Regions from separate parts of the Homo sapiens genome. Here regions 2 and 3 are each linked to region 1. A link is a loop called in an ENCODE intact Hi-C map of the cell type or tissue named here. Cell type or tissue: heart right ventricle. All regions are shown on one strand.

Region 1 (2,500 bases):
TTCTGTGTTGGCCTGGACGATCTCCGAGGGCCATGCTAGCCTGGGTGCTCCATGCTTTTTTTGTTAAAGAAATCTTCCTCCTACAAGGGCTGTGGTCGCTGAGCTGCAGCTTTTGCAGAGGCCTGGGAGGGTCTGGCTGGAGCCAGGGTTGGTGACTACAGGAGGCACAGAGGGGTATCTCCTCTCAGCTTGGGACTTCCTGGCAACACAGCATCATATCTCTTGTTACAGGTGCTAAAGTACAACTGCGGGGAGAATTTCCAGGATCTAGAACATCCTTCACCAACTGGGGCCCCAGGAGTGATTTCTTAGAGGGCAATGTGAGTGCCTATCTGGAGACAACTGGGGGTGAGCTGGAGCCATTCTGGCTGAATGTGTAAAATTGATCAAAAATAACTTTGGAAACTGTCCCAACTGATGTCAGTTGATGACACCATTTCCAGGGGTGGGAGGGAGCTCTATCTTGTAGGTCTAGTATCTCAGAGATAACGGCTTTGGGGTCATCAAAGACTGTGCTTAATTCTTGGTCTTAACACCATTAGCTGTGTGACCTTGGAAAGTCATTTCATTCTTCTGAACTGAGGTTATTTATCTGTAAAGTAGCAAGTTTCTTTCTTTTTTTTTTTTTTGAAACAGGGTCTCACTCTGTCACCCAGGCTGGAGTGCAGTGGCGCTATCGTGGCTCACTGCAGCCTCGAACTCCTAGGCTCAGGTGATCTTCCCTCCTCAGCCTTCTGGGTAGCTGGGACTACAGGCATATGCCACCACACCTGGCTAATTTTTTGGATTTTGTGTAGAGACAGGGGTCTCACTGTGTTACCCAGGCTGGTCTTGAACTCCTGGGCTCAAGCGATCCGCTTGCCTCAGCCTCCCAAAGTGCTCGGATTACAGGTGTGAGCCACTGTGCCTGGCCTAGCAGGTTTCTACGTCACAAGTTTCTCATGTAAAAAGCATCTGGCAAATTTGGGGCACACACTGAAGAGGGCATGGAGGAAACTCCCTGCTCTCCTCCCACCTCCAACTCCTACCTGGAAGAATAAAGATTCCCTAAAAATTGTGTGTGCATGTGAGAGGGAGAGGAGAAAGAGAAACTATTGAGTATAAAATAAGTGACCGTTCCTCAGTATTCCAGCAATGATTTCACTGTTTTGTGCAACATTTACTTTATATTTTAAAAATGGCTGAGTGGCAAAATTGAGTTGTCTTGGGCAATTAAGTGAACAAAGAGGGATGTAGACTCACATACTTACCGTGCTCATGAAAAGCCTCCTGGAAGTAAATGCAACAGCATGGTAACAGGATTATTTCTGCATGTGGGATTATGAGTCATTTTAATTTTCAGACACTGCGATTTTGTGCAGATGCAATAGCAGAAGATGCCCACACAGGGGAGCCTGTTGCCCTCTAATGGCTTTTGGGAGGCGCTCAGGAATCCACTGGTGCCCAGCTTCGGCGCTCAGGGGATCCTGTTTTAGTCCCAGTCCCTGAAAAGGCCCCCTACTGAAATAAAACCTGCCCTAAGCCCTCCTTGATAACATTAGCTGGTCCTATTTGCAGAAGGCAAATGATATTCTCAGGCCTGAAGGAGGTCACATTTTCCTCCACTTAGCAGTGTGGCTCAGTGGCAGGGACAAGGCCCATCTCACCTGCTTTATTGGGTTAGCTATTGGGTTGAGTGGGGCTTTTCCTTTGCCCAGTAGGGATCACTAGGGACATGCATAAGCGAAAGGGCAGAATGGCTCAGCAGAGGAAAGGTGCCCACCACAAGCCCAGGAGTAGGAGGCTCCAGGAGATGAACACAGGACATTGCAGGAAGGTGAGTGTGTGGTTCCCTGCGTGGACACCTGCCCAGCATGGGTCTTGCAGACCTGCCCCAGCCAACCCCAGCAAGCAAGAGGACTGGGAGGGAAGGCAGGGGGGAGGAAGGCAGTGACGCTGCTCTGCTCCTACCCTTTGGTGTGGCCAGAATAGTGACTTTCCCCGGGCCCTGCTGGATCCCTCAGGAGTGCAGGTTTGCCCTTAAGAAAGCCTCTGTAAGGGGAGACCACTGAGAGCAAGAGAAAGTGGGAGACAGAGAATCTCCAAGCTCAGTGGAAGGCAGGGAGAAGGCGCTGTCAGGTCTCCGAGGTGAGTCCCAGCATGAGCTTGTTCCCCTCATGTCACCAACAAAAGCAAGCCCAGCATACACCTGCCATGCAATGACATTGAGGGCCATTTGTGGAAACTAGAGAAGGCGCGAGTGCTAACAGAAGACCACAGCAGTAGCTGATACAGTTAAAACAAAGAAGCAGCCCCCAAATAACACATACCCACCCCCACATACCATAAAAGGCTTGTTCCTCTCTGTCCCTTCTTCCTGCCTCAATATCCTGGAGGTCTTCACCCTAAAGAAGGAAAGGGCAGGGGGCTGGGGAAGAACAAGTCCCCTCCACAGCAATGTGCAGCAAGGGGAGGCCTAGACCACATCTGTCCCCCACTCCAGGTCCCCTCAGCTACAGAC
Region 2 (2,500 bases), 300 kb after region 1:
GCCCTTAGAGATTTGCTCTGAAACTGCCTTCCCATGATTATCTCCCTCATTTATTTTCACACTTTGGGAAACTGAGTGGGTCACCCTTCCCTGATGATGGTAATTCCTACCTCTATTCTTGCCTTGATTTTTCTTCGTTTATTAGGATCTCTTCCACATACCTATCAAAACTTGATCCTTTTTAGACATCTGCTCCAATATCACTTTCCCATCATCTTCTGGCTATTATCTTCATTTTAACCTGCTATCATGCTTTTTTGAGAGCATTTTGCTGCAGAGATAATATCCTGTCTGATATAATAACTATTTAGTGTTTTTTTCTCCCATGTTAGAAAGAAATTTCCTTTAAGTCAAGGGCCCTATTTTAACTTCTATTTTCTCTCCAAAACACCATGCATGGGATATAGCAGGTATTCAGTGAATATGAATTTACTTAGATAAAACTTTGCATTTTTAAGTATCTCTACATTTCAGTTTCCTGCAAAATAAGCATAATTATTGCCCTGTGTTACTGGGACCTCCCTTTTAGAAGAGAAAGCTATGAGGCCATAAGAAGATTTGTGTAAAGGCCTCTGTCATATTATAGAGTCATTCATTTGGATTCCCAGGAAGTAGTAATGTGTGTAATTCTGTTTTGTGTAAGAACTTTTCTGCGTACTTATATGTCTTAATCAGTTTTCTGTTGCTTATAACAGAACACCTGAACCTGGGTAATTTATAAAGAAAATGCATTTATTTCTTATTACTCTAGAGGCTGAGAAGTCCAAGGTTGAAGGGCCATCTGGTAAGCACCTTCTTGCTTGTGGGGGACTCTCTGTAGAGTCCTGAGGTGGTTCAGGTTATCACATGGTGAAGGGTCTAAGCATGTAATGTGCTAGCTCAGGTATTTCTTTTTTTTCTTATAAAGGCACCAGTTCCATTTTCATGATAACCCAATAATACATTAACCCATTAATCCGTTAATTCGTAAGTGGATTGATTCTTTCATGAGGGCAGAGCCCTTAAAGGCCCACTTCTCAATACTGCCACCTAGAGGATTAAGCTTCAACATGAGTTTTGGAAGGGATATTCAAATCATGGCAATATATTGCCTGACAAGCAATTCTGCTTTACATCCTTCGTGATTTCCCATAAATCTCTGAGGTCTTACTTTATTTCCAAAGGAGAAAGCTACTAGTCTCTAGAAAAAGTGTCTGATGCCTTGACTCATTTGCTTTGTAGAGTATTTTTGCTAGAAACCATAGTCTTACAAGAAGAGAGCAGAACTCACTATGTTCTTAACTTTGGTGTCAAATGAGGATTGTTTCAATCAAAGTCATAAAATTAAATAAACACTTTATTGGCAAAATGGCAAATATGCTATTCTTCCAAATGACTATAGCAATATAGTCCAAAGGACTAAGCTTCCAAATGACTAAAGCAATTTTCTTGCTTTGAACTTTCCATCCTGAGTCTTCACATTGATTAATTCACTCATTTATTCATGCAAAAATATCTCCTATGCATGTATCAGGCATAATTGTTAGAATGATGACTAAGGCACAGACCTAACCCTTAGGGAGCACACTGCCTATGGGGAGGACAGTCAATTAAAATGCAATCAAAGGGACATAGGACCAATGTTACGTTACCAGGAAACAGGCGAGGACAAAGGAGACTAAACTCAGCCAGAGAGTCTTAAAAAGTGATACCTACTCCACATTATCACTAAAATAGGAATTTTGATTGAAACTCTAGGGGTTGGCCTCAGAATTATAGCTACTTTCTTATCTATAATGAGCATTTGTGACTACTTTTGTTATATATATTCCTATGTGGAAAAAGGTTAAGTTTGTGTATTTTGCATGGGATGATAGTTTGGACTCCTACCATGTAATCTCAGCCTGTTCTTGGGAAATATTATAGACAAGTAGTTCTCAAAATGTATTAGAATCACTTAGGGGCTTAAAATGTCCAGACTCTACCCACCCCTAGAAAGCCTGGTTAATTGGTCTAAGGCAGAGATGGTGTTTTTCAGAAGCTTCTCCACATAATTGTAATATGCAGAATTTGTGATAGAATTCTGCCTCCAGATAAAATTGTAAAATGATCCTGCTGAAATGGCCCTTAGAAATCAGCCAGTGCAACTTCTATTTCCTATGTTAGAGAACTGGGTTGTGGTTTGTATTCCTTGGAAGGTATTTGTTATGGGTTGAAGTGGATCCTCCTAAAATTATTGATGTTGAAGTCCTAACCCCCAGTACCCCAGGATGTGACCTTATTTGGAAACAGGCTTCTATTAGTTCGTTCTTGCAATGCTGTGGAGAAATATCTGAGACTGGATAATTTAAAAAGAAGAGATTTAGTTGGCTCATGGTTCCACAGGTTGTACAGGCAGCACAGTGGCTTCTTCTAAGGAGGCCCCATCAAGCTTCTCGTCATGGTGGAAAGCAGAGGGGCAACAGATGTCTCATATGGTGGAAGCAGGAGCAAGAGAAAGAGTGAAGGGAGAGGTGCCACA
Region 3 (2,500 bases), 270 kb after region 1:
TCTGAAAATCCAAAATCTGAGATGCTCCAATGAGCATTTTCTTTGAGCATCATGTCTGTGCTCAAAAAGTTTCAGAGTTTGGAACATTCTGGATTTCAGACTTTTGGATTAGGGATGCTTAACCCCTACCACATGATTGAATGTGCTTTTTTGATTAATTATCTCCTGTTTTGTTTTTGTTTTTGCCTTAGTATTGTCTTAGATACAGCGTGAGCTCCTGAAAGGCAGAAACCTTGTCATGTTTTTATACTCTCCTCCTTGGGCCCATGGAGTTTACAGAGCATCTAGGAAGTGCTCAAGGCACCCTCTGTGCTTGATTTGTTGGCCTTGTCTGTTTCCCTAATGGATGGCTGATGCTCAGACTCTGCATAGGAAGCCTCATGGTGCAGTAAGGTTTGTCCTCTGCTCAGACCAGGGAGGTGGTTGAGATCACGGGCCCTGGAGATGACTGCCTGGGTTCAGCTCTCTGTTCCACTGCTTACAAACAAACCATGGTAGCTTGGTCTAATGCCTAATGTCCTGTGTAGCATTTTGTCGTCTGTAAATTGGATGTGATAACAGTACCCACTAATTGAGTGGGAGTGATGATTTAATGAGACAATACATGTAACATGCTTTGAAGAATGTCTGGAGCGAAGTAAACACAACGTACATCTGCTACTGTTCACATTTGCTCCATTTTTCTGGAATCCCTGATCTACTTTCTTCCACAGGTCAAATGGCCTGTAAGATTTTCCATTTGCAGTGTTTAGGATTTCGTTGCTGTCTGGTCTTCAATTCAAGCTGCTCATGGCTCAGTAATGCTCCTGGCTAGAGGCAGATCACTGTTGGGATTCAGGCATTCCTTTGGATATCCCTGACAATAGTTGTGATAATTACAACAGCTGTTACAGTTTAATAAGTGGTTTCATAGCCTTAATTCCCCTGATCTTCTTTCAGAGCCAGGGCTGCCCCATATGGTTGTGCAGGTTGTACACTGCTCAGCTGCAGCAGGCACCATTTACTTTGTAGTCTTTGTGAAAGGCGCCCCCTAGAGCTCTGCAATGCAGTGCTTTCCACTGCCACATGATGGTGAACCTGCACACAGCTGCCGTATGAGGTTTGTGTTATTATTCTCATTTTTTGTTTCACTTTTTGTCTTTTTATTAGAGAGTTTAGTCAATTTACATTAAATGTTATCATCAATAAGAAAGAACTTACATCTGCCATTTTTTTATTTTTTTGGTTGTTTTGTGGTTTTCTCTTTCTTTTTTTCTCCCTGTATTAGTCTGTTCTCATGCTGCTAATAAAGACATACCCAAGACTGGGCAATTCACAAAGAAAAGGAGGTTTAATAGACTCACAGTTTCACATGGCTGGGGAAGCCTCACAATCATGGTGAAAGGCAGAGGAGGAGCAAAGGCATGTCTTATATGGGGGCAGGCAAGAGAGCTTGTGCAGGAGAACTGCACCCTATAGAACCATCAGATCTTGGGAGACTTATTCACTATCATGAGCATAGCACAGGAAAAACCTGCCCCCATGATTGAACTATCTTTACCTTGTCCCTCCCCTGACAGGTTGGGATTATGGGAATTACAATTCAAGATGAGATTTGGGTAGAGACACAGCCAAACCGTATCATTCCATCCCTGCCCCTGCCAAATCTCATGTCCTCACAATTCAAAATACAACCATGTCCAGGCAGAAGTTTGCTGCAGGGGAGGGGTCTCATGTAGAAACTCTGCTCGGGCAGTGCAGAAGGGAAATATGGGGTTGGAGCCCCCACACAGAGTCCCTACTTTGGCACTGCCCAGTGGAGCTGTGAGAAGAGGGCCACCAACCTCCAGACCCTATATTAAAAACAAAACTGTGGCTTAAGGGATTTTTAAAAATATAAAATACAAAGAAAAAGATTTTACCATAAGTCCACGAATGCTTCTAATAGTCTGTGTATTTTGTCAGTTACCAGGAAATTACCCTGGAGAGAAGCAAACAATCAATTTCAAACTGTTTGCCTTTATTGCATCTTCTTCTCCACCCTCGCATTGAGAAATGGAAAATCCAATAACTAATAAAGAGCACTGTAAAGTCCTTTCCCTTTGTCGAAAGGATTTAATCATTGGAGTGAACTCCACAAATATTTGTGCTGTAGATGAGAGAGTGAGTCAGCGAATGTGGTGTTTCCTTGCTCCAAGTCTCCTTGGAGTTTTCTACAGGGATTTTGGGTAACAGGGTAGCTCTGAACTGGGTAGATCTGTCTGTCAAGAGGAACGCTCTAGAAAGCTCAGGACTCTCCTGCACAGGGCTTAGCCCACTGTGCTCAGGCCCCTGGGGACTCAGCGGATGCATGACTGTTGAATTTGGAGCCTGTCTCTGGTCCCAGGGTTCTATCTGTGTTTGCCAGCATTCACTGGGATGTAGACTGAGGCTCAGACAATCTACCAGCTACCCATTTTCCATGGGAAAGCTTATCAATGTACATAGATAGAGGCTATTTTCAGAACTCATGGCTTTGATT

What was found. A loop is a pair of places that touch in the nucleus more often than their neighbours do. Peaks named below come from ENCODE experiments on the same cell type or tissue, not always from the same donor. Only the 100,000 strongest peaks of a DNase experiment are listed, where the experiment ranks them.
Region 2: it touches region 1 in a loop (5-fold over the local background); 69 of 110 quality-filtered maps call a loop at or near these places.
Region 3: a loop joins it to region 1, with 3 times the contacts of the local background. A loop is called at or near these places in 14 of 110 quality-filtered maps.

What each region holds. Positions count from the first base shown.
Region 1 is chr2:17,850,536-17,853,035 of GRCh38, forward strand. No RefSeq gene overlaps it. Among named protein-coding and RNA genes, the nearest start is that of KCNS3, 27 kb to the right of the region's middle. In heart right ventricle, CTCF peaks have their summits at 1,386 (motif pointing left) and 1,589; a DNase peak (open chromatin) is centred at 1,415.
Region 2 is chr2:18,148,832-18,151,331 of GRCh38, forward strand. No RefSeq gene overlaps it. Among named protein-coding and RNA genes, the nearest start is that of KCNS3, 270 kb to the left of the region's middle. In heart right ventricle, a CTCF peak has its summit at 1,035 (motif pointing left); no DNase peak of the experiment used is centred here; H3K27me3 peaks cover 220 bases.
Region 3 is chr2:18,116,800-18,119,299 of GRCh38, forward strand. No RefSeq gene overlaps it. Among named protein-coding and RNA genes, the nearest start is that of KCNS3, 240 kb to the left of the region's middle. In heart right ventricle, a CTCF peak has its summit at 1,060 (motif pointing left); no DNase peak of the experiment used is centred here.